Linked DNA regions of Mus musculus: region 1 is linked to region 2. Evidence: chromatin loops called from intact Hi-C (ENCODE). Cell type or tissue: heart. All regions are shown on one strand. Links, peaks and the distances in the headings refer to the core of each region. The heading gives the core; the rest is flanking DNA. Region 1 overlaps Clip4 (CAP-GLY domain containing linker protein family, member 4). Region 2 overlaps Wdr43 (WD repeat domain 43).

The links. Hi-C counts contacts between places; a loop is a spot of excess contacts. Peaks named below come from ENCODE experiments on the same cell type or tissue, not always from the same donor. Only the 100,000 strongest peaks of a DNase experiment are listed, where the experiment ranks them.
Region 1: it touches region 2 in a loop (2.5-fold over the local background); 1 of 42 quality-filtered maps calls a loop at or near these places.

Annotation. Positions count from the first base shown.
Region 1 is chr17:71,807,617-71,818,462 of GRCm38, forward strand. Clip4 (CAP-GLY domain containing linker protein family, member 4) reads left to right here. Exons shown (of 16, transcript NM_030179.3): 8 at 3,231-3,366. Among named protein-coding and RNA genes, the nearest start is that of Gm30140, 30 kb to the left of the region's middle. In heart, for the core only: no CTCF peak of the experiment used is centred there; no DNase peak of the experiment used is centred there; H3K27ac peaks cover 1,377 bases.
Region 2 is chr17:71,657,437-71,668,282 of GRCm38, forward strand. Wdr43 (WD repeat domain 43) reads left to right here. Exons shown (of 18, transcript NM_175639.1): 18 at 40-1,595. The coding sequence ends at 225. Among named protein-coding and RNA genes, the nearest start is that of Togaram2, 10 kb to the right of the region's middle. In heart, for the core only: a CTCF peak has its summit at 5,382 (motif pointing right); DNase peaks (open chromatin) are centred at 5,485 and 5,525; H3K4me3 peaks cover 969 bases; H3K27ac peaks cover 753 bases.

The sequences.
Region 1 (10,846 bases), core at 3,663-6,162, 150 kb after region 2:
GGGTGGACAGCAAGTCTTCTTTGTAGCAGTCTTGTAACTATGTCTCAAGGGGTTTAAAGGGCTACTGTCTGTGCTGAGGTGAAGTTTTCTTGATGAGGGCTGAGGACTACACTTACCTGTGGGTATGAGGACCAATGTTGGATTGTTATTAGGGCTTGTGGTGATTTACATACAAGCAACATAGACAGACAGAGCAGGTTAGATTTAGGATATATAATTTTTTCCCCAACGATTAAGGAAAGAGTTTGAAAGAGACCAGGAAGAGTGTATGGGAGGGATGGAGGGAGGAAAGGGGATGAAAAAAATTATGTAATTGCATTATAATCTCAAAAATACAAGAAAAAGTTATTTTATTCACTTTTTGGGTTGGATAATTTTATACTCAAATAGAAGCATCTGTTGTTATGTAGCCAAGAGTGACTTCAAATTTCAGATCTTTCCTCTTCCCAAAAGCCAAGATTCTAGTGAACACTGCAACCAGCTAGTTTTATAGTTACTTTGTGTGTGTGTGTAAGAGAGAGAGAGAGAGAGAGAGAGAGAGAGAGAGAGAGAGAGAGAGAGAGAGAGAGAGAGATTGAGAATGTATCTGGGCATTGTGTACACAGGTGGGGGCCAGGGTGTGACTCAGGTTTCTTCCTCAGTTTCATCTCTCCTTGACTTCTTGACACCCATGTCTGACCGAAAGCCAGCAGACCCCAGGGGTCCTCTGCAGACCTGAGGTTATAGGTGTGTACCAGAGTGCCTGACCTTTTTAATGTGGGTGGTGGGGGTTGAACTCTAGTCCTTATGATTCTGATCACCCCAACCCCCTAGGGCTATGTTTTAAGAGCACCAACTGCATCTTGAGTTTCCTTTTTAAAAACTTACCGGTTACACTGCCATGCCCAGAAAGGACTCCTTTCTGTTGGAGAGCTCGTGGGCCTCTTCAGACACCCCTTGAGCACGTCTGTTGGGATTACTGGTTGTGCCCCATTCTGATGTCTCTCCTTTCTTCAACGCCCTCTTCACCGCTTCCATTTATGACCAGTGAGCGGGTTTCAGGACTACAATTCCACTGCCAAACTGTTTTGATAATATTAATTCCTTACCCTTTTCTATGTATATTTTAGAGGTTTTTTTGTTGTTGTTGTTAATTTCTATAAAAAAATTCTGCTGGGATTTTGAATTGAGCACCATTGAGTCTAGATCAGGCTGAGTAGATTTTATATCTTAAGCATGGTATGCGTCTGTATTCATATGGGTCTTTGGATTATTTAATCAACATCTGTGGTTTTAACCATTTAGGTATTACATACGATTTGCTAGGTTTAGGCTTAATATGCTTTTGAGGTTTGTGTATGTGAGCTATTGCTGAAATGCTATTTTCTCGTTCACTTCTAAGATATGGAAATAGTTGGTCTTTGGACACTGCCTGTTCTTAGCTCTTTTCCTTTGTAGATTCTTTGTAAACAAGCGTCTTGTCTCCTCTTCCCCCTCATCCTCTTTCCCCGCCTTTACCACATCTTTCTCCAAATGAGGTCTCACTGTCTTGCTCCCTGAGGATTTAGTGTAGATGTCATTATTTGTCAAGCTGAAGAGGTCCTCAACTGCCAAATTATGGCTTTCCTTAAAGCTGTCACCATGGAAGGCTGTGGCAGCTGGTTGTAGGTGTCTGTGTCTTCTTTTCTACCCATCTGTGGGTTATGCCAGGTAATTCCCTCCCTCATGAGCCTTGTGTCTCATTGGAAACCTTGCATGTCACCGTGGAGTAGTCCCCTTACTACTGGGTTTGGTTGACCTACATGTGCTGAAGATGCTTGTTTGTGTTTAAGTGGGAGATTGGGCTGTAGTTGCTGTGTCTTGGCCAGTTTAATGTCAAGGTAATGTTGACATTAATGCCTTGGGAAGCCGTCTTTTCACTCAGATTTTAGGAGAGCTTGTATAGAGTTTGTATTTTGCCTGTAAATTTTTGGTAGAATCTACCACTGAGGCCATCTGCCCCTTGGGGACTTTTTTCTTCTCACAGTTTTAAATTACAAATTCAAGCTTTAGCTTTTTTTTTTTTTTTTTTTTTTTGGAAAGTTCGTTTCTTTCAAGCATTTGCAATGACATACAATGATATAGTCGGACAAGCTGTTTGCAACATTGTCTCATCTTACGGCTGAAGGTGCTGGTCTTGTTGACAATGTTGCCAGTTTGTGTCTTATCTCTCCTTTAAAAAACTGTTTTCTAGTTAGAGGTTTGAGACTTTTTATTCTTCAAAGAATGTGTTACTGGTTTCATTGTTTTTTTTTCTCCCGTTCTTAGTTTAATATTCAGCATTGACCCTGTTTCTCAGGCTTTGGGTCTTCATGTTAGTTTGCTGAGGTGGGAATTCTGATCCTCGATTTTAGGTAGTGTCTGAGGCTCACATTCTTCTCTAAGCACCACTTTTATTGTTTCCCACACATTCTGACATTCATTTCCATTCAGACTATTTATTAATTTTCCTTATTAGGAAAAAATTCTAAGTTTTACCCTTTTACTCTGGGCTATTTATCCTTGCTACCTGGTGCAAGTGCATGTCTCGGAGATTACCGTGTATCTCCCTTCCAGTGGTTTGTAGTTTTAACTCTGTTCTGCCTCAAGAACATATTTTGTGTGATTTCTGTTCCTTTTTTTTTTTAATTGATTTAGAATTTGTGTTTGTTTTTTATTGTATGTGCGTGGGTGTTGGGCTTGCATGGATGTATGTGTGCTATTTGTGTGATCTACTCTTCTGGCTCAGCGGAGTACCTCAGATTTCATGGAATTGAAGCTCCAGATTGCAGTGGGTGCCGGGAACTGAGCCTGGCTCCTGTGGAGGAGCAGTCAGTGCTCTTAACTGCTGAGCCACCCCTCAGCCAGTTCCTCTGCACTTGTATGCTTCTGTCTGGGGTGGAGGTCTCTGTAGATATCAGAATGGATTTGCAGCTGGCTTCCCTTTTCTGTAGCCTCACTGATTTCTGGTCCGCTCAATCGGCTGGCAACTGAGAGAGGTGAGCTGAGTCCCACCACAACGTGGACTTTTCTTTTCAGTTCCGTTGGGAAAGAACTTTACCTGGGAAGGATTCCATGTCTTTCTGACAAACCCCTTTTCCACTTAAAAAAGTATTAACAAAGCCTTACTCTAAAGTCTACTTTGAAAGACGTAAAAAGCAATATTATTAAGAATAGAGTATTTAGAATTACTAGTAAGACTGAAAACCTGGTTTGATTTATATTTTCTCTAGGTTGGAACATTAAGATTTTGTGGAACAACGGAGTTTGCAAGCGGGCAGTGGGCTGGCATTGAGCTGGACGAGCCAGAAGGGAAGAACAACGGCAGTGTTGGGAGAGTCCAGTACTTCAAGTGTGCCCCCAAATACGGTAAGGCTGAAGCCAGGCTGAACCCTTCCTTGCAGTTTTAAACTAAGCCTTTCCCTGGCTCCTCGTGTCACATAGAAGAGGATGTGGGCTGTGGATATTCAGTTGCAGGAGCTGGGGTATCTTGTTTACACTGATGGGAATGCTAGAGAGGCTGCTGCTATAGAGACAGGGTGGTTGGAGGGGGAAGGGCCCTGAGCTGTTGAGAGCGTTCTGCCAGGGTCAGCCTGGCATTGGGCCAGGCAAGGCTCACCCTCCCCGAGGAGATAAATGCTGGGAAGACGGTTGTGTTTTCTCAGAAAGGAGGAGTGAGGTCATTTGCTGATGTAAGGAGAGAGGCACGGGGATGTGTGGAGGTGAAGAGAGAGAGAGAGGGGCCTGGAGCAGGTCACTTGAGTGCAGCAGACTAGACAGGCATGCGATACCAAAGGCCGACCATAGTCACGTGCACACGAGTGAGTGGGCTGCAAGACTGAGTTCTCTTCTCACCAAGGCTTGTCAAACTGTTTGGGAATAGGTACCAACTAAGCACAGAGTCTGGTTTACCAGGGTTGTTTCTTCTGAAATGTTCCACCAAAAGAAGTCTGCACCAGAGCTGAGGCCAGATAGAACTGAGAGACGAGAATGACAGATGGTAGAGGCTGAGGTGGCCAGGGAGAGAAATGAGGGTGTGACTGGGAAGAGAACCCAGGAGAACACCTTAGGATCTGTGGTTCCCGATTCTAGGGCCAAGGATTGAGCAAGGCTGTGGGGATTTAGAGAGCCAGTTAACAGGGTTCCCAGGCACCTGGCTGTGACTGCTCGATAGGGAATGTGATGGATTTGGCTTGTTCTTTAGGGGAGGAAATCTGCCTATCTGTCCTGGTATTCACCAGGACTGATTGTGTGTGCTTGCGTGCGTGCGTGCGTGCCATGAAGAGTGTGAGAAGTTGGGAAGACAAGTGAGAGCGACTTTGACTGTCCTTTCTCACTCTGACAAATGTTTGTTTTGATTCATTCCTATCTGCTCTCTTTCCATCTTCCTACATCCCCCCTTCTCTGTTTTCCTCTCCCCTTCACACACTGTGTTGTCCATGTTCCCTGATGCTCTCTCCATCGTCGCTCAGCTCAGTTGGAAGTGGAGACAGCACACTGGTGACACTGTGAGGCTTGGGGTCTGACTGCTGGGGCCAGGCCAGCATCTCCTCAGGGCTGGGGCGGGGTCATCCTCACTGGTCTGTTCCTCTTTTGCCTCTATGAAATGGAGACAGAATCCCTGGGGTTTGTGTAAGGATGGGGCATTGATAGATATATAAACTACCTGGGCGGGGATTGATCCCCCGTCAGCACAGAACACATCCTCGATCAGCCAGCTCTTATCAAGCTGCCAGGATTTCTGTTTCTTTCTGTCACACTTGTCTTTGTGTGTGTGTGTGTATACATTTACTTACTTACATAAAGGATCAGTGTGTCAGATTTGAAAATCATAAAATAGGAGAAGAAAATAAAATCACTCAAATATTTTTGATGTCAAGTAATTTTTCTTTGACAGTTTTAAGTATTTAATATATTTTGACCACATTCATTCACCATTCCTTTCTCTGACTTTTCATAGTATCTAGTTTATATATTTGTTCTGTTTAATAACTGGATATCCTATTATAATCTGTGCAAGTCTTTGTTGTATGAAATGTGATTTTTTTTAATTAGGTATTTTCTTCATTTACATTTCCAATGTTATCCCAAAAGTCCCCCATACCCCCCATGATTTTTTAAAATTATTTTATTTATTTACATTCTAGCCATTGCCCCTCCCTTCTGGTCCCCCTCCCACAGTTCCTCCTCCTACTCTTCCTCCCCCTTGCCTCCAAGAGGGTGCTCCCCTCCCACCAGGCCTCTCCCTTCCTTGGGGCCTTAAGTCTCTCTAGGATTAGGCACATCTTCTCCCACTGAAGCCAGACCAGGCAGTCAGTCCTCTGCCATATATGTATGTGCTGGGGGCCTCGGGCCAGTCCGTGTATGTACCTAGTTGGTGGCTCAGTCTGTTGGAGCTCCAGGTTGGTTGAGACTGCTGGTCTTCCTATGTAACTGCCCTCCCCTTTAGCTTCTTCAATCCTTCTCCTAATTCAACCATAGGGGTCCCTGACTTCAGTCCAGTGGTTGGCTGTAAGTATCTTCCTCTGTTTCAGTCAGCTGCTGGTAGGGCCTCTCAGAGGACAGCCATGCCAGGCTCCTGTCTTCAGTCTCTTTTCTATTTTTGTCCCTGCAGTTCTTTTAGACAGGAACAATTCTGGGTCAGAAATTTTGACTGTGGGTTGGTAACTCTGTCCTTCTACTTGAGGCCTTGTCTTTCTACTTGAGGTGGACAGACACTACCTCGAGTTCCCTCTCTCAGTAGTTGAGCATTTTGGCTAAGTCATCCCCATTAAGTTCTGAGAGTCTCTCACCTCCTGTGTCTCCAGAGAGCATCTCCTTACCTCCTCCCAAGCTCTGTATTTCCATCCATTCTCCTGCCACTACCCCCCCATGTCAGATCCTGTTCCCCCCCCTTTCCCTTCCCTCTCCCACTCAGATCCCTCCCTCCCTCTGCTTCTTGTGATTATTTTCTTCCCCCTTTTAAATAGGGTTGAAGCATCCTTTCTTGGGCCTTTCTGCTTGTTACACTTCTTACGGTCTGTGGGTTGTATCCTAGGTATTTTGTACTTTTTGGCTAATATTCACTTATTAGTGAGTACAAACCGTGTCTATTCTTTTGTGACTGGGTTGCCTCATTCAGGATGATATTTTCTAGTTCCATCCATTGGCCTGCAAAATTTATGATGTCCTTATTTTTTTTTTTTTTTAAGATTTATTTATTTATTTATTTATTTATTTATTTATTTATTTATTATACGTAAATACACTGTAGCTGACTTCAGACACCACAGAAGAAGCATCAGATCTCATTAAGGATGGTTGTGAGCCACCATGTGGTTGCTGGGATTTGAACTCAGGACCTTCAGAAGAGCAGTCAGTGCTCTTAACCACTGAGCCATCTCTCCAGCCCCGATGTCGTTATTTTTAATAGCTGAATAATATTCCATTGTGTAAATGAGTCACATTTTCTGTATCCATTCTTCGGTTGAGAGGCATCTGGGTTGTTTCCGGCTTTTGGCTATGACAAATAAGGCTGCAGTGAGCATAGTGGAGTATGTGCCCTTGTGGTATGGTGGGGTATCCCTTGGGTATATGGCCAAGAGTGTTATAGCTGGGTCTTCATGTATATCTGTTTCCAAATTTCTGAGGAACCGCCAGATTGATCACCAGAGTAACCACTTTGCAATCCCACCAGCACCGAGGAGCGTTCCTCTTTCTCCACATCCTTGCCAGGATGGGCTGTAACTTGAGGTTTTGATCTAAGCCATTCTGATTGGTGTGAGGTGGAATCTCAGGGTCATTTTGATTTGCATTTCCCTGATGACTAAGGACTTTGAACATTTCTTTAAGCGTTTCTTGGTCATTTTGAGATTCTTCTGTTGTTGAATTCTCTGTTTAGCTCTGTACCCCATTTTTAAATTGGGCTATCTGGTGTTTTGGAAGTTAACTTCTTGAGTTCTTCATATGTTTTGGATACTAGCGCTCTATCAGAGGGCTGTGTATGTAGGGTTAGTGAAGACTTTTTTCTCAATGTGTGGGTTGCTCATTTGTCCTATTGACGATGCCCTTGGCCTTATAGAAACTTTTCAGTTTCATGAGGTCCTATTTTATCAATTGTTGATCTTAGAGCCTGAGCCATTGGTGTTCTGTTCAGGAAATTTCCTCTATGCCATGAGTTCAAGGCTCTTTTCCACTTTTTCTTCTCAGTTCAGTGTATATCTAGTTTTATATTGAGATCCTTGATCCACTTAGACTTGAGCTTTGTGCAAGGTGATAAATATGAATCTTATTTTCATTCTTCTACATACGGCCAGTTAGACCAGCACCATTTATTGAAGATGCTTTCTCTTTTTCCACTGTATATTTTTAGCTTCTTTGTCAAAGATCAAGTGTCCATATAGGTGTGTGGGTTTATTTCTGGGTCTTCGATTCTATTATATTGATTTACTTGCCTGTCTCTGTACTAATACCGTGCAGTCTTTATCACTATTGCTTTGTAGTACAGCTTGAGGTCAGGGATAATGATTCCCCCAGAAGATCTTTCATTGTTGAGAATTGTTTTGGCTATCCTGGATTCTTTGTTTTTCTGTATGAAGTTGAGAATTGCTCTTTCACACCCAGGGCAGGTGTCAACCACTTTATGTTAAAAAGTGAGATTGTCAGCAGAGTCTCATGGATTCCTTGACTCTCATGGCTCCAAGGAGATGCAAGCGTGATAAAGCAGAGTGGGGGAGCTGCCCCTGGACCCTCTGAGGACTTGGAGGCAGGTTATGATGTCCGGGTCACGTGGTGGGTTGTTTAAAACGTAAGGCTGCCCTTCTTGCTGAGTAATCTACGGAGTTAGGGCATTGCTAAGGCGCCTGAGGTAGAGCGCAGGGGAGTTGGAGATCCCCTGACAGATCAGAAGACATCAAATTAGTTTCTTCTCAGGCGGTTCTCTCTTCTCTCATCTCCACCTTTCTTATGCTTCTGCTCTGTGCCTTGAGTCTGTGTAAGCACTGTGACTCACCTCAGGCTTACTTTGTTAGCTTTGGCAATACTGTTTCTTTAAATTGTGGCCGCTTAATAATTGAGTAAATAGTTGTGGATACTGTTACTTTTAGGCTTTCTAATAGTTAACAAAGTAAATACATGTGTCCTGCTTGATAGATTGAAGCTCATTCAAAAGCAAGCCTCCCTCCTCTCCTGACATTTCCCGGGTTCTTTGGAGGCCCAAACCTTTCTAGAAGTCCCCCAGCCTCGTTTCCTGATATTACTGTTTATGCTTGAAAAGGATCTATGTATATGGATCATTCTTGATTTTTCCAGTTCTAGACATCTATTGACTTTGTCCTGTGAAGGGAAAGATTCGGTGTTCTTGCTTTGCCTGTCGGTTTCTTTCTTTCTTTTTTTTTTTCCATTTTTTATTAGGTATTTAGCTCATTTACATCTCCAATGGTTTCTTTCTTAGTTGCTGGTGTTTGTGGAGCACTCAGAGAGGACTCACGGGAGGGGAGTACAATGAGCACCTCCATGTGACCGTGTGATTCTTTCTATCCCACTTCACGTGGAGTTTGGGATTCGGACCGGGAGACTGTAGCTCCTGTCCCCTTAGTATCTTGAAGGCTGTGTTATCTAATGTAGAACTTGCCTAACTTTTACTGTAAAGGCCAGAGAGGGCTCCTTTGTGTGCCTCATGCTCTCTGATGTGACTGCCCAGCGCCATTGTTACAGTGAATGAGCAGACACAGACAAATACACAGATGGACCCAGCTCTGTGCCAGGGCAACCGCAGAGCCCAGTGGTGGCCAGGTGCACGTGGTGGTAGCTTGTCAGCCTCTCTCCCCCTCTCACAAGCTTCCATTTTTCTCCTTTAAGAAATAAATTTCCCTTAGAATTTATACCATTTTTATTCATTGCTGACGTTTTAATGGGACTAAGCACATTAAACGAGACACATTTATCTGAGAATGCATTGCTTTTTTTTTTTTTTTTTTTTAAGAGAATAACTGTGTGTGCTTCTTTTTAGTCAACCTCACAGTTGTGTGTCAGCCTCTGGGGAAAGCCAGTGGGTATTCTGGGTTGCCAGGCAGCAAGGGTGACTGCTCACTGTGCTTGCTGTGGACTATGCATCCAGCCCTAGCTTACCTCATGGATTACCTAAATGTGATTAATAATAATAATAATAATAATAATAATAAATGAAGACAAACAGAATCCATGCAAATGAGGAATTGTGTGTAATATAATTCTTTTAAGACATTAGAATTAAATATTTGATTATCCTTTGAAACAAATATATTTCTCTATGGAGAATTTCAGAGATTATGAAAGAAAACTACATTTCCCCTGAAATTGAGAAGGAGCTGGAGAAATGGCTCAGCAGTTAAGAGTACTGACTGCTTTTCCAGAGGTCCTAAGTTCAATTCCCAGCAACTACATGGTGGCTCACAACTATCTATAATGGGATCTGATGCCCTCTTCTGGTGTGTCTGAAGACAGATACTGTGTACTCATATAAATAAATAAAAAAAAATCTTTAAAGAAAATAAGAGGAGAAGGAAGGCGGTGGTGCTCTACACCTTTAATCTCCGCAGACAGAGGCAGGCAGGTTTCTGTGAGTTCAAGGCCATCCTGGCCTACAGAGCAAGTTCTAGGACAGCTGGGGCTACACAGTAAAACCCTGTCTCTAAAATCCCAAAACAGACAGAAAGAAAGAAAGAAAGAATGAAAGAAGGAAGGAAGGAAGACAGACAGACAGACAGAAAGAAAGGGGACTTTGGGCCAGTGACATCTCCTCAGTCTAGTGTGTGCTGAGTGTGCTGAGGTCTGAGTTTCACCCCCAGCACCACATGAGGTAGATGAAGTGGTACACACCTGCAGTCCCAGAAGGAAGTGGACACAGAAGGATAAGAAGTTTAAATCCATTCATGGATATATAGCTAGTTTGAGGCCATGATGGGTTACATAAAATCTTTTTTTTTTTTCTTGTGTAGCACCACAGTAACGGATACATTTATTTGCTTGGCACATTTATATGGTGCCAAGTGCTTTTCTTTTTATTTATTTTTAAATTTTTTTATTTTAAAGTTTTTTTCATCTTTTTTATTAGATATTTTCTTCCTTTACATTTCAAATGCTATCCCCAAAGCCCCCTATGCCCCCACCCTGCCCTGCTCCCCAACCCACCTACTCCCACTTTCTGGTCCTGGCATTCCCCTGTACTGGGGCATATGATCTTCGCAAGACCTAGGGCCTCTCCTTCCACTGATGGCGGACTAGGCCATCCTCTGCTACATATGCAACTAGAGACACAGCTCTGGGGGGTACTAGTTCATATTGTTGTTCTTCCTATAGGGTTGCAGACCCCTTTAGCTCCTTGGGTACTTTCTCTAGCTCCTTCATTAGGGGCCCTGCGTTCCATCCAATAGATGACTGTGAGCATCCACTTCACAGTATTTGCCAGGCACTGGCATAGCCTCACAAGAGAGAGGTATGTCAGGGCCCTGTCAGCAAAATCTTTCTGTCATATTCAATAGTGTCTGGGTTTGGTGGTTATATATGGGATGGATCCCTGGATGGGGCAGTCTCTGGATGGTCCTTCCTTCTGTTTCAGCTCTGAACTTTGTATCTGTAACTCCTTCCATGGGTGTTTTGTTCCTAATTCTAAGAAGGAGTAAAGTCTCCTCCTTCCACTTTGGTCTTCATTCTTCTTGAGTTTCTTGTGTTTTGCAAATTGTATCTTGGGTATTCTAAGTTTCTGGGCTAATATTCACTTATCAGTGAGTGCATATCATGTATGTTCTTTTGTGATTGGGTTACCTCACTCAGGATGATATCCTCCAGATATAACCATTTGCCTAAGAATTTCATGAATTCATTGCTTTTA
Region 2 (10,846 bases), core at 3,942-6,441:
GGGAGCTTCACAAATTCCTTTCTTTGCTATTTCCACCAGGATAATTGGGACGAAGATGAAGACAAAGACAGTGAAAAAGATGAGGGCGTTGATGAAGACAATGAGGAGGAAGATGAGGACATGGAAGACAAAGAAGAGAATGAGGAGGACAGAGAAGTGTCAAGTGAAAAAGAATTAAATGGAGATTCGGATTTAGATCCTGAAAACGAGAGTGAAGAAGAATGAAGACAGATGCAGCCAGCCAGTCACACGAGAGGCCTGGCTTGCCTTGCCCAGTGCTGCCTATAGCATCCTCCCAGGGAGGCTTGCCCTGTGCCAGAAAACAAGAGGCCACCATATGCTTCCAAGTTGACAGGCAATTCCCACACTTCCTTCCTGTCCTGAGTGCCCCAGACTTTAACTGTGTAAATAAGAGTGTTTCATTCAAATGTTAATAAACTTTACACAGTAAATAGACACACTTTCTGCAATGTACTGACATGAGTGTCCAATATATGGTATATTTTTCTAATATAATACTCTGGTATGATTGGTTCTGTTGGAAACTGATTTAGGTGAATACAGACATACCATAGGGGTAAGGAACTGAATGCTGTAAAGGAGTCGGTTCTCATCTCAGGTTGGTATCTTTCATCCAGTCCAAAATGCAAGCGGCACTAATGAATTGTTCTTAATCCGGCACGTCTAATTTGACACGTTTTCATGAAGGAATAACTAAGTTAAAGTGAAAATGGTTGTGATTTACAGAAATAAAATCCCAGTGTCCACTCAATGCTGGTCTGACTCAGATCCAGTTGGGTGGTTGGAGTGCTTCCCCAAATAACCACTTATTTTTTAAAGCGTCATGTGAGATATTTTTTTAAACAAAACAAAATAATGGTAATTAAAGAAGCAAAGCTTCAGCCATACTAAGGGGTTTCTTGTCTGCAGAGTGTAGAGACTCATCAGTGTACAGATGAGACCTGCTCATCGTGCGACTGTAACCCTTCAGTCCTAGCTGCTTTTGAAGAGGTTTCCATTTTTATTTAAATTGCTAATGGATCAGAGAACAATTGTTTATTTTTTCTCTTTGGTTTTAGATATTAATAATAACATTACTGGAATTTTTTTCCAAAGAAACTATTTTTATAATTCAATAATTTAACGTTTTCGTTCCTTTTCATTGCCCACTCTTGGCAGGGCTAGGGTATCTGTTTATCTTTCAAAATGATAAATCTGACTCAAGATTTTTTATGTATGTATAAATAAGTATTTTGGTGTGCTACACAGCTTTTTCAAATTACCAGTAATTTGTCTTGTTTCTAAGGAGTGGGCCAGTACTAACTTAACTTGGTGTTCAGCAAGGGATGCAGACGGAGAGCTCCCTTCTGCAGGACTAAGCAGATGCGTGTCTTTCCCACCCGTGACTGTAAGAATGCTCTCTGGGAGGACTTCCACCGGGGCAGAGCAGGCTGCCCAGCCGAAGCGGGAAGGGCATGTTGGGCAAGCTGCTGGAGCGACTGATGTACAGTTGTTATTTGTCTATAAATGGAGCTGTTTATGGCAATTTAATACCATTCTCTTTGTAAAGTGAATAAATACTCATCTTTACCCAGCGCGTGTCTCGTGGTGTATATAGAGTGCACAGGTGTGTGTTTGGGCTTAGGCCTATGGTGTGAAGGGTTTTAAGGTGGTTTCACGCCTAGAATTCACAGGGAAATACTTTGAAGGCTTGCTGTGTTATCAAGTTCGCAACAGTAGAGCAATAGGCATCTTGTTTTAAATCTCACTCCAGTGACAGGTGGTTATTTTATTTTTTTTTTAGTCTCTGCTGGTTGGGTTGCAACTTTATATGTCAAGGTTCTAGGCAAACAGGAAGCATTTATGTCTAATTAGGTATGAGGAGACAACAAAGGAAGTTTTTGGTTTAGAAATGTCTGATAAGATCCACACTGTCTGTCTGTCTGTCTGTTTCTATCTATCTATCTATCTATCTATCTATCTATCTATCTATCTATCTATCTATCTTATCTAATCTATCTGTGGTAAGAGTTGCACTTAGTCTGTCGTTGTGCCAGGCCAGCTGAGAATGAGCTTTGGTTGTCTGGTTGTCTTCCATCTTCCTACTTTATTGTTGGAAACTTTGAAGCCTGCAACCACTGTCCATGATCACATGTCATAGTTGGTTTTCATGGTAATTCTTAACCTAGAATATTCTCCCTCCGCTTGTGTGTTATTTTTGATATTAGGTGAGTTCACATAAATTGTGAATACAGTCCCAGAAATCCTGGGCTTGTGTGACGGATGCCTTAGATATAGACAGTTACTGAATATGGGACGCGTTTATGTGAGTAGATGTTAAGGCTTCTGGTTTGGGGTTTTGAGTTTTTAATGCTGAAGGTTTGGAAATTAAGTAGGTGTGTGAAGTTAACATGATTCCTGTGAAGGCCATTTCCCAGCATGCCACACTACATTATTCACGTGACTCACTGTCCATCCTGCTGCTGATTATCTGGGCGCATGATTATATATTGATGAATGGTGGCAACCTCTAGCCCAACATCTGCTTGTCAAGGTTGGATAAGTATCTCTACAGGCTGAGGCCTTAGAGACTAGGGTGTTGTGCCACAGCCCCCACCCCCTGCACCCCAACCCCTCCCCCATTCTTAGTGTCCTTAAAGGCTCCTGGGCCCTTTGTCTGCAGTTTTCTTGGTTGAAAAGGTAGGTATTTTGCCACAGGTTTGGGAGTTAGTCACCTCAGACATTTGTTAGAATATTGAGCCCATGGTTTGTCAGGGAGGTAGGTGTGTGTGTGTGTGTGTGTGTGTGTGTGTGTGTGTGTGTGTGTACATGTATGCTTGCAAGAACATTCAGAAAAAGAGGCCATGAATCTGAAAAAGAGCGGGGTGGGTTTAAGGGAGAAATGTAATTAAATTATAATTTTAAAAATGTAAAATAAAAAAAAACCTATATTCTGATAGTGTGACATTATTGAAGAGACTTTGGAAAATACCAAGATTACTAGAGGAAGACAAAGCTGTAACAGCAGTAACCATTGTATAATGGTAGAAAATTTTCTCCTCTTTGTGTGAGCATGTATGTGTGTGTATATGCACACACTCATACACTTGCATCTCATGTCGTGTGTAGTCAGAGGACAACAGGTGGGCAGATCTGTGAGCTCAAACTCAGCTGATAGGCTTACAGGCAAGTGATGTGGAATGCATACCATTAAAGCAGTGGTTCTCAACATGTTGGTCATGACCCTTTCATGGGGATTGGCTGAGGCCATTGGAAAAAAAACATATCTCCATTATAATTCATAACAGTAGCAAAATTCCAGTTACAAAGTAGCAACAAAAATAATATTACAACATGAGGAATTGTGTTAAAGGTTTGCAGCATTATGTTTGAGAGCCACTGCTCTAAAGAGAAGATGAGGCTGTGGCTTAGGCCAGTGCCCTGCTGCCCACCACCCCGAATCCTCTTCCAACTGTGTGCAGAGGTAGCAGTTCTTCCGTGGATCTACAGACAGATGCAATTGTGCTGGTGAGATGCAATTGGGTTCTTTTTCTCCACATAGATGGTATCGTACTGTTTATAGCTGTCTGTGGTCTAGCTTTTTTAGGCAATGTACTTTGGAGGACTAACTAACTTAGGAACAAAACTACTTTGCAGTGTTCAACTGTGTCCAGATCAGTTCATGGTGTGGGGACTCCAATACAAATCCCTGTCAGTGATGGTTTGAATATTCTTGGCCCAGGGAGTGGCACTCTTAGGAGGTGTGGCCTCATTGGAGGAAGTGTGTTACTGTGGGCTTGGGCTTTGAGACCCTCTTCTTAGCTGCCTGGAAGCCAGTCTTCTAGCAGCCTTCAGATGATGATGTAGAATTCTCTGCTCTTCCTGCACCATGCCTGCCTGGATGCTACCATGCTCCTGCCTTGATGATTATGGACTGAACCTCTGAACCTGTAAGCCAGCCCCAACTAAATGTTCTCCTTATAAGAATTGGTCATGGTGTCTGTTCACAGCAGTAAAACCCTAAGACGCTGTCCCACCCTGGAGTTTCAGACTGTTGGAACATTTCCTGATCAATGATATATAGACTGCTTTTAGTGTCCTGGTAAAATAAGGACATTTCCTGGGCCCTCATGATCCAGTGTAGGTGCTGTGCCAGCATCTTTCTAGGATGCTGAATTGGATGCTTGACTTCAGAAAACGTGGCTTGTTTTGACTTAAGGTTTTGAGGGTATGTAGCCCATCATGGCGCAGAAAACCCGGCAGCAGGAATGAGGCAGCTGGTCACACCGTGCTCACTTCCGGGAAGTGGGAAGAGATGACTGCTAGTGTTCATTCACTTCTTGTATCTTTTCCTGTTCCTTGGGTTTGGGGCTTCAGCTCATGGGATGGTGGTAACCAAGGAGAGATATTCCTCCTCAGTTAATCCTCTTTGAAAACATGCTCACAGCCACGCCCAGAGTGTCTCCCAGGTGACTCTAAGTGCAGCAGATTTGATAAAGATGATAACATTTGCAGATGGGTAGGATTCCGGGTACAGGCTATGGTACTTGAGATTTCCATAAATCTATCTTGTTGCCTCTCATTTGGCTTTACAGATTTCAGGTCAAGTTTCGCACGGCAAACCCTCCTGACCACAAGTTAAACATAAGTCCTATGGAAATTTGATTTGCTCTTTGGCCAGCCAATAGGTTTATGAGAATTTATTTCTCGGAATATTATAACTGAATACATTTCTCTTTATTTAGAAAAGAAAGATTATTATTTTAATCATTTATTTTATGTGCATTGTTGTGTCTGCATTGTCTTTGTGTATATCTATGTGAGGGAGTCAGATCTGAAACTGGAGGTTCAGACAGCTGTCTGGAAGAGCAGCCAACGCTCAACCACTGAGCCATCTCTCCAGCCCTTTTTTTTTTAACTTTGGAAAGATCATGCCTGTTGCTTCCACCTCCGTAGACTTGGGTAGTTAATTACCTTGGAACAGATGACCAGAGCCTGCCAGCTCTTACCTCATGAATGAGTGATATTCACAGGAAAGGCAGGACAAATAGTTGCTTGATAGATGCATTCTAGAAACCTGCAACTAAAACTCCTTAGAATTGAGGTCTTCGACTCGGTTAACCAAGAGATTTCAGCTTGCAAGAAACCAAATGGGTGAGGTAGAGAGAGCATGGCTGTTCTCAGGACCCGGGGCTCCTTCTTCCAGTGGACATCTTGGCTGTGGATTTTGTAGTCTATTCTTGTGTGCTGCTCAAGTTTCGTGAACATGGTGGAATTGCGCCAATGGGACTTTTCCAGGGCTTCCCTAGTTCTGTCGGGTTGTCTTGGTTTCTTTTTGGGGTCCAAGTGTAAATCGTCAAAATCAAAGTGAACCACAAGGTGTCAGTCTTGCTCCGGGAAACTCAGCGCACCATCCCCGGCAGGAAGTGGGGCTGCATGAGAATGCTCGCCAGCGAACCTGTCAACGTTCTCCGTTCAGTCTTCGGGAATCTCCGAGGTGCTTCCAGCTCTTTCTTTGCTGGAATATATCCCAGTTTGGAGGACACAGAGTCTTCCGGTTGCGGCTTCCAGTTCTCTCCAGCTCCTCTGAAGTGGGAAACGCCCCCTTAACCCCCCCCCCCCCCCCAACCTGGCCAAGCTGATATTCTCACGTCCTGGGCCGGGACACATGCTCAGTGTACCAGCCTGAGCAAACCCGGAGCTTGGCAGAAGCAGCATAGGCGACTTGTACTGTGTAACAGTTAAGTGCTGGAGACTGCGTGTTTCCCCTCATGTCCATAAGGAGGACCGCCTTGCGCTGTGCAGCAACCTACAGTTTTTCTCCGCATGGACTTGCTCACATTCACTCAGCGGCAGTTTTGTTTTTCACCCTCCAAACTTTTGAAAACTTCAAGTATATGGAAAAGTGAAAAGAATAAGTCCGGCATACTTTTAATCTCAGCACTTGAAAGTCAGAGTCAGGGCTGGAGAGATGGCTCAGCAGTTAAGACCACTGACTACTCTTCCAGAGGTCCTGAGTTCAATTCCCAGCAACCACATGGTGGTTCACAACCATCTGTACAGCTTTAGTATACTCATATACATAAAATAAATAAGTAAATCTTAAAAAAAAAGAAAGTCAGAGGCAGGTGGATCTTTAAGTTCGAGGTTATTTTGGTCTATACCACAAACCACAGGACAGCCAGGGTTATATATACCGGTGGAAATAGCTTACCAATAATTTTGATCCTGAAGTAAGCAAAACCAGTGTAATCGCACGTGTTCTTCCAGACTTCTCTTGTGACTGTGTGCAGATAAATCCAGGGGCCAGACAGTCCTGTCACATGAGGGCCCTCCTCCTGCAATCCACCCAGCTCTGCTGCATATGGTGCCTCATGAGTTTCACAGGACAGCACTGCGTTTCAGAGGTGTTTGTAAATATGGACTGAGAAATCGCCTCCATTACAAAACTATATTTCTTTTGGGTTTAAAGTCTTTGGGTCTGCAAGCAGACATGTTTATAAGAAAAAGGCACTCATTTGTAGAAACTTGCCCTGCATTTTTAGGTTCACAAGGCACTTAGGTCTTTTCTTGTTGAGGCAAAGTCTTACATAGCCCAAGCTAGTCTCAAGACTCTCAAATGAGCTCACTCCCGATCCTCCTGCCTCTGTCTCCTTGTGCTGGAATTACAACAGTGCATCACCAGGCTCTGTATACTTGCTTTGTGGGTCTTTTTTAAAATTTAATCTTATTTATGTATGTGACTGTGCATCTCTGTGTGTGTGTCTGCCATGTGTATGCAGGTGCCCACAGAGCCCAGAACAGGGTGTCAGCTCCCCTGAAGATGGACTTACAGGCAATTGTGAGCTGCCCAACATGGTTGATGGGAACAGAGTTCCAGTCCTGGGGGGCAGGGGGGCAGGGAGGAGGCAGGAAGTACTGGTAGAAAGGACTTATAACTGCTGAGTCATCTTTTTAGCTCCCGGTCTGTCTTCCTTCCTTCCTTCCTTCCTTCCTTCCTTCCTTCCTTCCTTCCTTCCTTCCTTCCTTCCTTCCTCTCTCTCTCTTATTTATTTATTTATTTATTTATTTATTTATTTATTTATTTACTTCAGGCAACATCTCACTATATAACCTTGGCTGGCCTGGGACTTGCTTTGTGGACCAGGCTGGCTTCAAACCCACAGATTTGCCTCCCTCTGCCTTGTGAGTGGCTGGCTTGTTTTTAAAAGCCAAGTTTAAGTTTTGCCCATTGTTTAAGTGAATGGGCAAAACCAGATAACCTTTTTTTTTTTCCCCCCAAAAACGGGGAAAAATCTATTTAGAGCTTTAATTTTTTTTGAAAAGCAACACAAGGACAAACATTCTGCTATGAAGAAGAAGGAGAAGGAGAAAAAGGAGAAGAGGAGGAGGAAGAAGAGGAGGAGGAAAAGAAGAAAAGAGGAGGAGGAGGAGGAGAAGAAGAAGAAGAAAAGAAAAGAGAAGAAGAGAAGAAGAAGGAGGAGGAGGAGGAAGAAGAGAAGAAGAAGAGAAGAAGAAGAGAAGAGGAGGAGGAGGAGGAGGAGGAGGAGGAGGAGAAGAAGAAGAAGAAGAAGAAGAAGAAGAAGAAGAAGAAGAAGAAGAAGAAGAAGAAGAGAAGAAGAGAAGAAGAAGAGACGAGAAGAAGAGAAGAAGAAGGAGGAGGAGGAAGAAGAAGAGAAGAAGAGAAGAAGAAGAGAAGAAGAGGAGGAGGAGGAGGAGGAGGAAGAAGAAGAGAAGAAGAGAAGAAGAGGAGGAGGAGGAGGAGGAGGAGGAGAAGTGGTATACATTAAAATTTGGTAGCTCTTTCCTCTGCTGGCTCCAGCACACTTGGGCCTGGCCTGACCTGGTCTTTTCCTGTGAAGGAGCTGAGCATGTTGAAAGCTCTAGGGTGTCCCGGTCAGGCCTAGCCCTCCCTCTGTGTCCTTGGGCAAGCTGTTTACCTTCGATGAGTGCCATTTTTTTCCATCTACAAGTGGAAGTCTGGATGGACAGAGGCTCTGGAAGGAGCTCAAGCAGTTTGTGACGTGTCTGGGAACCAGCACTGCACAGAGACCAGGCTAGTCCAAGGCGACAGAGCCACTAGAGGTCCATGACTGATTCTTCTTCCTGTCCCAAAGACATTTGAATTCATTTAGAAAGGATTTATTTTTATTATTCTTACATTGGGTGTCTGCGTGTGGCTCTGTGCACGTGAGTACAGGTACCCTGTGAGATGAGATGTGTCAGATCACCTGGAGCTGGAGTTCAGATGGATGTGAGCAGCCTAACGTGGTGCTGGCCACAAACTCAGATCCTCCGTAGGAGCAGTGTGTGTTCTCAACCATTAGGCCATGTTTGCAGCACCACCCCAAATCCTGTACATTTTTTAAAAAAGAATTATTTATCATATATATGTGAGTACACTGTAGCTGTCTTCAGACACACCAGAAGAGGGCATCGAATCCCATAACAGATGGTTGTGAGCCACCATGTGGTTGCTGGGAATTGAACTCAGGACCTCTGGAAGAGCAATCAGTGCCATCTCTCCAGCCCCAGCCCTGTGCATTTTAAAGGTTTGTTTCCTTGATTTTATGTGTAGGCTGTTATTATTATTATAAATATTATTGGTCATTGTTATTTGTTTTTTTTGAGACAGGGCCTCTGTTGCCTAGGTTGCCCTGTGCTCAAGGAATCCTCCTGTACTCAGCCTTTCAGGTACTTGTTCTACAGATGTATGCAGCCATGCCTAGCTTTCTAATTCTAACATTGTTCCTCCCTCACTCCCGGGCTTCTCCTTAAATAAATAAATATAACAAAGTCTACACTTGGCTGCTGTCATCATCTGTTTGCTTGTAACACAGTCCCTCACGATGGGTAAGTTATAAAGACAGAAGGTTCATTTTGTTTTCATGCCTCGGGGTCCATTTTCTGGGCTGCTGTGTTTCTCTCTCTGCCTGTCTGGCCGTGGTTCCAAGAAAGGATGCTTCTTATATCCAACTGGCACCTGACAGGTTTCAAAAATTGATTTATACCCGTGGTTACGGTCACCCAGGAGAACAGTGAGAAACAAGAGTCTTTTCTCCTCTTTCACATCAAATCGAGCCATTGCCTAAAGCTATTGGGGTGCTCTCCCTCTGGCCAGTCCTGGCTTGTCTTCTCCTGGAAGGTATATGTGTGTGTGTGTGTGTGTGTGTGTGTGTGTGTGTGTGTGTGTGTGTGTGTGTGTGTTTGCCATCCTCACTCACTGTCTCTTTCCAAGGGAGCCTGGGCTGAGGGCCTTATCCCCTGGGGACCAGCAGCTCAGAAAGGAACCCCGGTAGCATCATCTCCAGGAACCCGAGAGCTCAGAAGGGTTGGTCAGTCACTCTGGGGAGGGACTTGAAACCGCTCCAATAGACTCTTGTGTTGATGGTTGTTTATAGCATTAAAAACTGGATTGGTAGGGGACATCTTTAGCATACTTCTCTTTGGTGGCCTCCTTCCCTGGCTTCTGGCAGTGACTTAAGGGGCATGGTGAGGTTGTTTCTGGTTGAGAGAGAGAGAGAGAGGGAGAGAGAGAGAGAGACAGAGATAGAGACAGAGACAGAGACATACACAGAGAGAGAACATAGACAAATGTGAACATTTTCCAGTGAATATGATTTTTCTTGTAGTCTTAAGCGGTCCAATATTTGTATTTGAACAGAATAATAAATTTATTTTTGGTTGTACTCAGGCTCTGGCCAGTTGCCCTGAAAACTTTGAAACGTCTGAGAGCTACAATTTACAAGAGCTCTTTAAAACCCTGGTCCTCAGAAACCTTTCTTGCACAGACTGGGCTCCATAATTGTGTGGATTTGGAAGTGGCTTCATCCTCCAGCCCTTTTGGAGCCTAGCTGCCCCCAGTTCCCAGAGCATACTTCAGGCTCTGAGGGGAGGAGTAAGCAGAACAGCATTGGCTGCCATGTTGTCTGTTTCCTTCTCTGTAGAACCCTCTATGCCTGCTTTCTCATTGTAATACAACTTGGCTGGGGAATAGGGGCACTGGAGTGTCTCACTGGCCCTGGGCAGGCCTGGCCAAGGACATGATTCAAAGCAAGCATGAGGTACCTGGAGTTTAGGGAACCATGCCTGCCCTTTCCTCCACACTCCAGAATTTCCAAATTTTCTGATCTGCAAAGGCTCTTGGCAGGGTGATGGATGGTGTGGGAAGAGCCCAGATCTATAGTGAAGATTCTAGAAGGTGATCTGGCTTCCTGAGCATCTCTAAGGGTCGGGGGACTGTATCTTTCCTTTGAGTGCTGATGTTAGAGCTGTGTGTTAAGGAGTTAACCCTCCTCCACAACAAGCCCCTGAGGACTTGTGATCACCATGGCTCGTTGCTCTGTCGGTGACCATGTGGTGTGGCAGGACATTTGATCCTGCAACTGTGAAGAGATTGTGTTATTTACTAGAAAAAAAATCTGTTTCTAGTTGTGTGGCTCAGCCTCAGCACACACCTTTAATCCAAGAGCTTTCTGCTTGAATTCTATAAACAGGATTAAATAAAATCAACCGTATGTCAAGAGGTAGAGCAAGCAACCAGCTGGTAGGAAGTGAACACAAATTATTACAAGAAAACAAGGAAGGGCTGGACAGTGGTGGCGCACACCTTTAATCCCAGCACTCGGGAGGCAGAGGCAGGCAGATTTCTGAGTTCGAGGCCACCCTGGTCTACAGAGTGAGTTCCAGGACAGCCAGGGCTACACAGAGAAACCCTGTCTCGAAAAAACAAGAAAGAAAGAAAGAAAGAGAGAGAGAGAGAGAGAGAGAGAGAGAGAGAGAGAGAGAGAGAGAGAGAGAGAAAGAAAAAGAAAACAAGGAAGTCAGGAGGATGAATAGAGAGATG